2 separate regions of the Homo sapiens genome follow, and region 1 is linked to region 2. A link is a contact called in ENCODE Hi-C or POLR2A ChIA-PET data. All regions are on one chromosome and are shown on one strand. Each heading gives the region's core, a stretch centred on a gene start or an enhancer-like site at or near the end of the contact. The rest is flanking DNA. Distances are from core to core; before and after follow the strand shown. Region 1 overlaps GRB10 (growth factor receptor bound protein 10). Region 2 overlaps COBL (cordon-bleu WH2 repeat protein).

What was found. A loop is a pair of places that touch in the nucleus more often than their neighbours do. ChIA-PET counts read pairs that join two places held with the same protein, here RNA polymerase II (POLR2A). Pooled maps may share reads with other maps.
Region 1: a map of endothelial cell of umbilical vein shows a loop between it and region 2 (7-fold over the local background). The contact joins two enhancer-like sites. A Hi-C loop is called at or near these places in 3 of 168 maps with a recorded cell type or tissue (chondrocyte, dorsolateral prefrontal cortex and endothelial cell of umbilical vein) and 7 of 50 pooled maps. POLR2A ChIA-PET finds 5 or more read pairs at or near these places in 2 of 52 experiments (K562 and activated naive CD4-positive, alpha-beta T cell).

Annotation. Positions count from the first base shown.
Region 1 is chr7:50,655,909-50,658,885 of GRCh38, reverse strand. The region is part of intron 7 of GRB10 (growth factor receptor bound protein 10); the gene reads left to right. Among named protein-coding and RNA genes, the nearest start is that of DDC, 92 kb to the right of the region's middle. Within about 2 kb of position 1,470, at least 19 of the 41 ENCODE cell types and tissues checked have a DNase peak (open chromatin) inside an H3K27ac peak, as active enhancers do.
Region 2 is chr7:51,139,112-51,142,000 of GRCh38, reverse strand. The region is part of intron 5 of COBL (cordon-bleu WH2 repeat protein); the gene reads left to right. Among named protein-coding and RNA genes, the nearest start is that of COBL, 180 kb to the left of the region's middle. Within about 2 kb of position 1,265, at least 5 of the 41 ENCODE cell types and tissues checked have a DNase peak (open chromatin) inside an H3K27ac peak, as active enhancers do.

The DNA of each region.
Region 1 (2,977 bases), core at 221-2,720, 480 kb after region 2:
CCTGCATGTTCCCGTGTTTGCATCAGAGCAAGTGATGCAATTGCAGCGAGGCAGTCGTGACCTGGAGCAGACCACTTGTTTGGCTAAATATGACACAGGAAATCAGTGCAGGAATCTTATGTGAAATCCCAACTACTAGTGTTTCTCCGGAGTACAAATATCTTTTAAAATATAAACCTCTGAATTTGAGGGGCCTAAAACAGATATTTTACTGTAGCATTGAATACCTCTTGATATCTATAGCTGTCAAGAGCATTGGAAATGTGAGCACTTAAATTATATACGTCTTTCACAGGAAGAATCACCATAGTTTTGCCAAAAATCTAAGTCTGTGCCTTGCCCACCTGTGGCCATCTACGTGAGGCTCCTGTGGACTCAAAGGCAAGGGCAGTGTGCAGTCATTGGTTATCGGTGGCCATCAGTGCTTTCACAGAGACCGCCTATTTTGCTAGCAACAGGAAGTAATTTTCCTTGGCAAACTGATTTGCTAATTCTTGCTGCTGCTTTGACTCGAAATTTCATCAGGTAAGGGGGAACCACTAGACAATGCACTTTCCCCAATTTACCTACCTGACAGCTTCTGCCATAAATGACTGCGAGCAAACAGCCTGCTGGTTTGTGTTTGGTTTTGAGTAGGAATCCACAGTTCACCCACTGGAGAAGCCTGTTACACTCACTGAACGTGGACATTGGCGCTTTATTTATACCTGTGAGCAGCCACGGAGGGACTTTTCTTTTCTCCTGCAATAGGCGCATGTGGCAGGTCCACCCAGTTTAGGATAAAGTGTTCTAGAGTTTACAGTCGAGAAGTGTTAGGCCTCTGGGTCTTGGTTGAGACCCAAGATGAGATGGGCCATCTAGGCCACTGCCTGGACAATGGCCATCTCTTTTCCTCCATGTCTTTTCTGTTTTTCTTTCCTTAGGCTCTCGCCTCAGTCTCTTAACTGGCTGAAGGACAAGTAGTTTGAGTAATAAAAATGTAAAAAAGAAAAAAAAAAGAATTAGTGGAGGAAACCAAGTGAAAGTGTTTTGAAAATCCAAAAAATTCACAAGAGAATTTGGTAAACATCCTCCCTCTGCTGTTGGTGCCAAGTCTGGACATTTCTAGGAAAGAGAGCACAGACATAGTCCCTGTGTGGGAAGGTTTACAAGTACATACCCTCTGCTGGTGATTTTTATTTTTTGGTCCCTGAGAGAACCAAATGCTAATGACTAACATGGTTTATCTTTTACTTTGCCCTAAAATAGCATCTTCGCTGTCATCTTACAACAGAGATTCTCTAGAATCAGGGCAGTAGTTTCTAGCCCTATTTATAGAACCCTGGCATCTTCAGATTTATTTATATGAGGAAATCCCCGAAAAGATTTAAATGGGAACACCATGTACCGGCGCACATTCCTCTCTTTTTGTTCACGGGTAGTGTTTCCGCTCACACAGTCCCTGGTCTCTCTGCAGAATCCTGGAAGGGAATGAGAAGCAGTGTTGCCATGCCAGGAGCCGCGGGAACATCACAGACACTCGAGGAAGTGGGAAGCAACATTGCTTTCTTCTTCATTTAACCTTGGAGCCTAAGTGTGACTGCCCTTTTGACTCTGACCATTGAACTGGCACAAAAACAGTATTGTAACAGTATTAAAAACAAAGTCAGCTCTTTCCATCTGCCCAGAGTTTGGTCGAGTTCCTGGCCCCTCGGCATTTTATCAGGTTTTAGTAAAGGTGGATATAATTTTAGATATGTTTTCAGTTATTTAACATCTCATAAGTATTTTCTGTGTTTCTTAGTGTGGTCTTCCTAAAAAACACTCATGATAGCTGATACCTACATTGATGAGTACCGATTTGTGCCATATTTACCTACTTCACAGTGACCAGATAATTTGCATTGTCGTCCAGTGTCTGTGCTATAAATGATGCTTCACTGGGTGCCTGGAGTGCAGCTGTTGCCACATTTTGAATCCTTTCCCCAGGGTAGACCCTAGAAGTCAGATTCCTACTAAAAGGTTGAGGATGTTTTATAGCTCAGGATGTGTGTTGCTATATCTGTCTGCAAAGACCTGCTTATGTTGATTACCACATCCGGGATAGAGTGAGTTTCGGGACTTCCGAGCCCTGACCCCATTCCTGGAGCCTTTCTCCACCTCTGCATTCTCCCTAATGAGAGAGTGGCTCAGAGGCACCGCATGGTAGCACACGGTGGCTTTGGAAGCCTGCCTTCCCCAGCAGGGGTGGAACTCTGTGTCCCAGGTGGTCAGCAGCTGTTTGCAGGGACTCCAGGATTTGTGTCTTCAGAATACCGCAGACACCTTAGCAAGCCCTCTGGCTTTTCCGTGGCTATTTCTGGGTGTATAGTAATTTTATGACAAGTCAGGCCTGTGTGGCCCTGCAGTGACAGGGATGAAGGAAGAAGAGAGTCTAGTGGCGTTTGCATAGGCTACTGCATAGTCACCACATCGGGTCTCTGACCTTATGAGCTTAGAGATCTCCAGCATGTATTGTTCCAGTAGTTACACATCCTGTCTTTTTCAGCTGTGCAGCACAGCTCACTGCCGCTGCCTCCCTGACATGGTCTCAAGTCCACAGGATCGCCCTGGGACGGAGGATCAGAGTGACCGATAGCAAGCAAGGACCTTGGGTCTGCTTGTCTAAACCCCTCACATGTGTGCACATCTCACACTCTGCGCTCAGCCCGCGCCTGTCTCCTCAGGGTTCCAACTTCCCCTACCAGGACACAGTCAGGAAATAACGCCCTTACTGTCCTCTGTTCCTCTCTTGTGCCCATTCACTGATAGATTTTAGGTGGTTTCTACATGCAGGTACTGCCTGGGTGCTGGGGTCTGAGGCTGGCAGGGCAGACACAGCCTTGCCCTCTGGGAGCCCATAACCCAGTGAGAGAAACCAATGCTAATCACCTTATAGAGGCACATTATCACAGACAGTTTCCAACATGCTGCCAGGACATTCCATCATGTGGGGAGA
Region 2 (2,889 bases), core at 16-2,515:
GATTCAGCTTAAGGAGTGTCTGTCAGGAAGGCTGTGCCCTGAGGATAAGGAAATGCAAAGACAAAGACAGAGAACACCCTCTTGGGAAGGAAAGTTGGCCTTGCCCTTACCCAAGACTGTGCCAGCCACCACAGATGAGAAGCAGCATTCTCCCCATTCTCACCTCACCAGGAGCTTTGACAGACCTGAGCTGCTCTGCCCAACAGACCCCAGGGAGTGCCCGTTCGCCTCATCTGGTTTATGTCACATTGTTCTGCCTTGAGTCCTGTCAACACCTGTATCTGAAGAAAAGCCAGTGTGGATAACAGGTTCTGGAATCTTCCCTCCCACTCGATTCTTTAACAAAGCCTTAAAAAAAAAAAAAAAAGTTGTAAAGCCTTTCAAAAGGGGGCAGCATCGTCTAAGGAGAGGAGGCTGCAGGCAGCAACAGGAACATATTTCTAGTTTCATCTTTCTAGTTTATTCTATCACTAGGGAGCTGAGCCATCCTGAGTAGCTCTGTCTGGGCCTCAGTTTTTCTAATTTATTATATCACTAGGGCACAGAGCCATCTTGAGTAGCTCTGTCTGGGCCTCAGTTTTTCTCACCATCAAAACAGCAAACATCATGTCCTTCTAAGAGGATCTGATCCCATTTAGAAGAGCCTCTGCTGAGAGGATTGTTGATTGCCAGCTCAGAGTATACTTATTGTAACCAAAACATATCCCTTAACCTTGAAACAGAAATCAACATCTGAATTCCTCAATAGCCATGTCAAAAGATCTACTCAGGCTTTTAGTAGACTTGATTAAATGAGTCAAGGTATAATTGTATTTGTAGGATGGACACCTTTGAGAAATGGAAACAAAATGACCATTTCTCTTTTTTTTTTTTTAAATCGATTTAAACAGAAAGATTTCAGGTACAGCATCTCCTGTTTGTCCCTGGAAGTGTATTGTGCAGTACAGTAAGGGGTTGAAGTACACCAAGCCCCTTTTTGTTGTATGAACAGATTGATCCATCTTAGGCTGTGTGATGGGTGTGCTCGTGAGGCAGCTCTGTGAGGATATCTTCAAGAATTTTGGCAAAGGGAAATGGACCATGGCAGTCTGTGCTGACTCGAAATAGGGATGTTTACGTTGAACATGCTCAGCTTCTTGTCTGGTACTGATCTCTGATCAATTATAAGTCAATGAGCGAGGGAGACAACGTGTTCTCTGCGGTACCTGTGAGCCCTGAAAGTATTCCAGGAACACCCTGCACTCTCAGTGCCCTATCAGGTTCTATGGGGCACTTGTGCTGTCAGGGCCGTGCCCCTGCTGCCTGGTGCTAGATCTGCATAGCTCCTTGTCCCTGTCAGTGGAGTAGTGTTTTGTCGTCACAATGAAAGTCAAATAAAAGGAAAATAAGCTTTGCTGAGATGAGTACATTTTAAACAGAAGCAATCAAATATGTACATATATATATACGCACACACACACCCATGCATACATAAATGTTTGTGTGTGTGTAAATTTAAAATTAGGACCCATGTCAAAAGCACTTGTGGCAGATGATACTGGTTTTATTTTGAGCTGGCACTCAGATCTGGAAACGGTTAGCTTCCTCTTCTTCCTGTCTTCTCTCCCCAGATGCGCGTATGAGAGTCAAATCACTGATGTTTTACACTGAATGTAAGGAGTTAATTGGCTATCAGTGGTGTGGTGACATGGACACAGAGAGTTTTGCATTGTCTTTGGTGGGCGCCATTGAATTCGACTATCCATTGAATGACAGCAGCTGGCCTGGAGGAAGTTTAAATCCCACCAACCTAAGTCCCATGAAGCCTGAGATAGAAGGTTCTGTTTGCTTAGTTTTCTTTTCTGTTATTCATTGCTTTTTCTTAATGATTTATCTGGTTGCACTTGCAACTCCTGAGAAAATTTGATAAGATCATGACTGCCAACATCTGTGGATTTTGGTGCCAACCTTTGGTGAGAGCTATGACTCACTTCCCTACAAAAAAAGAACTTGATATTAAAAACATGTATATATTGACAAGCTTGGACAGGAAATCAAACCTCTCTTGCAGGCAAGCAGTGGCCTGTCCCTCATGAACTTTGCCACTTTGTAGCAGGAGACAACCAAGGAAACTGGGATAATAGGGGGGGCCAAGCTGTTTTGACTCCAGACTGCATGCATTAAGCTCTTGGTTTTCCCTTTGACTTCGTATTGATATGAGTCAGGACTTTAAAGGACTCAATACTTCACAATGTTTTCCTCCCACATTATTCTGTGGATTGCTTTCTAAATTCTGCGCACAAATTCCAAAAGTAGGGAAAGAAGATAGAAATGAAGCACAAGTATTCGCTGGACAACATAAAGTTTTTGGCTTCCCATGGGTTGAAGGTTGAGAAACACTGTTGAGTAGCAGAACTGAGAAGAGGGTCTGGTGGCTCAGGACCACTGGACCCTGCAATCGACCTCCTTGGGAGCATTGTGGGAGGTGGGAAGAGATATTTGTTAATTGTGTAGAGCAAATTAGGGGAGAAAAATCATCTGTTCTATTGAAATTCAGTTAAGTTCCAGAGTCACAGATGAAGGCCTCATGAGGAGCCCATTGTCTGAAGATAATCAATATCAGAACTTCTAGGAGGACTGGGATGGGGTGCACTTCCGCCTTCTGACTTTCTGCCATTCAAGGTCATCTCAGTGTGGCCCTCATGAGGTCATGGCCACCCAAAATAGGTATCAGAGAAGAAGGAAACCACATATATTAGACACTTCTAATGTGCTTTATCTAAATTACTTCATTTAATGCTTGTAACAACTTTGAAGGAAATGGATTTTTCCCCATTTTAAAGATGGGGATGTACCTACTTTATGGGGTCTATTCCCATTCCTTACCTTAAAAAATAGATAATGCAAAAT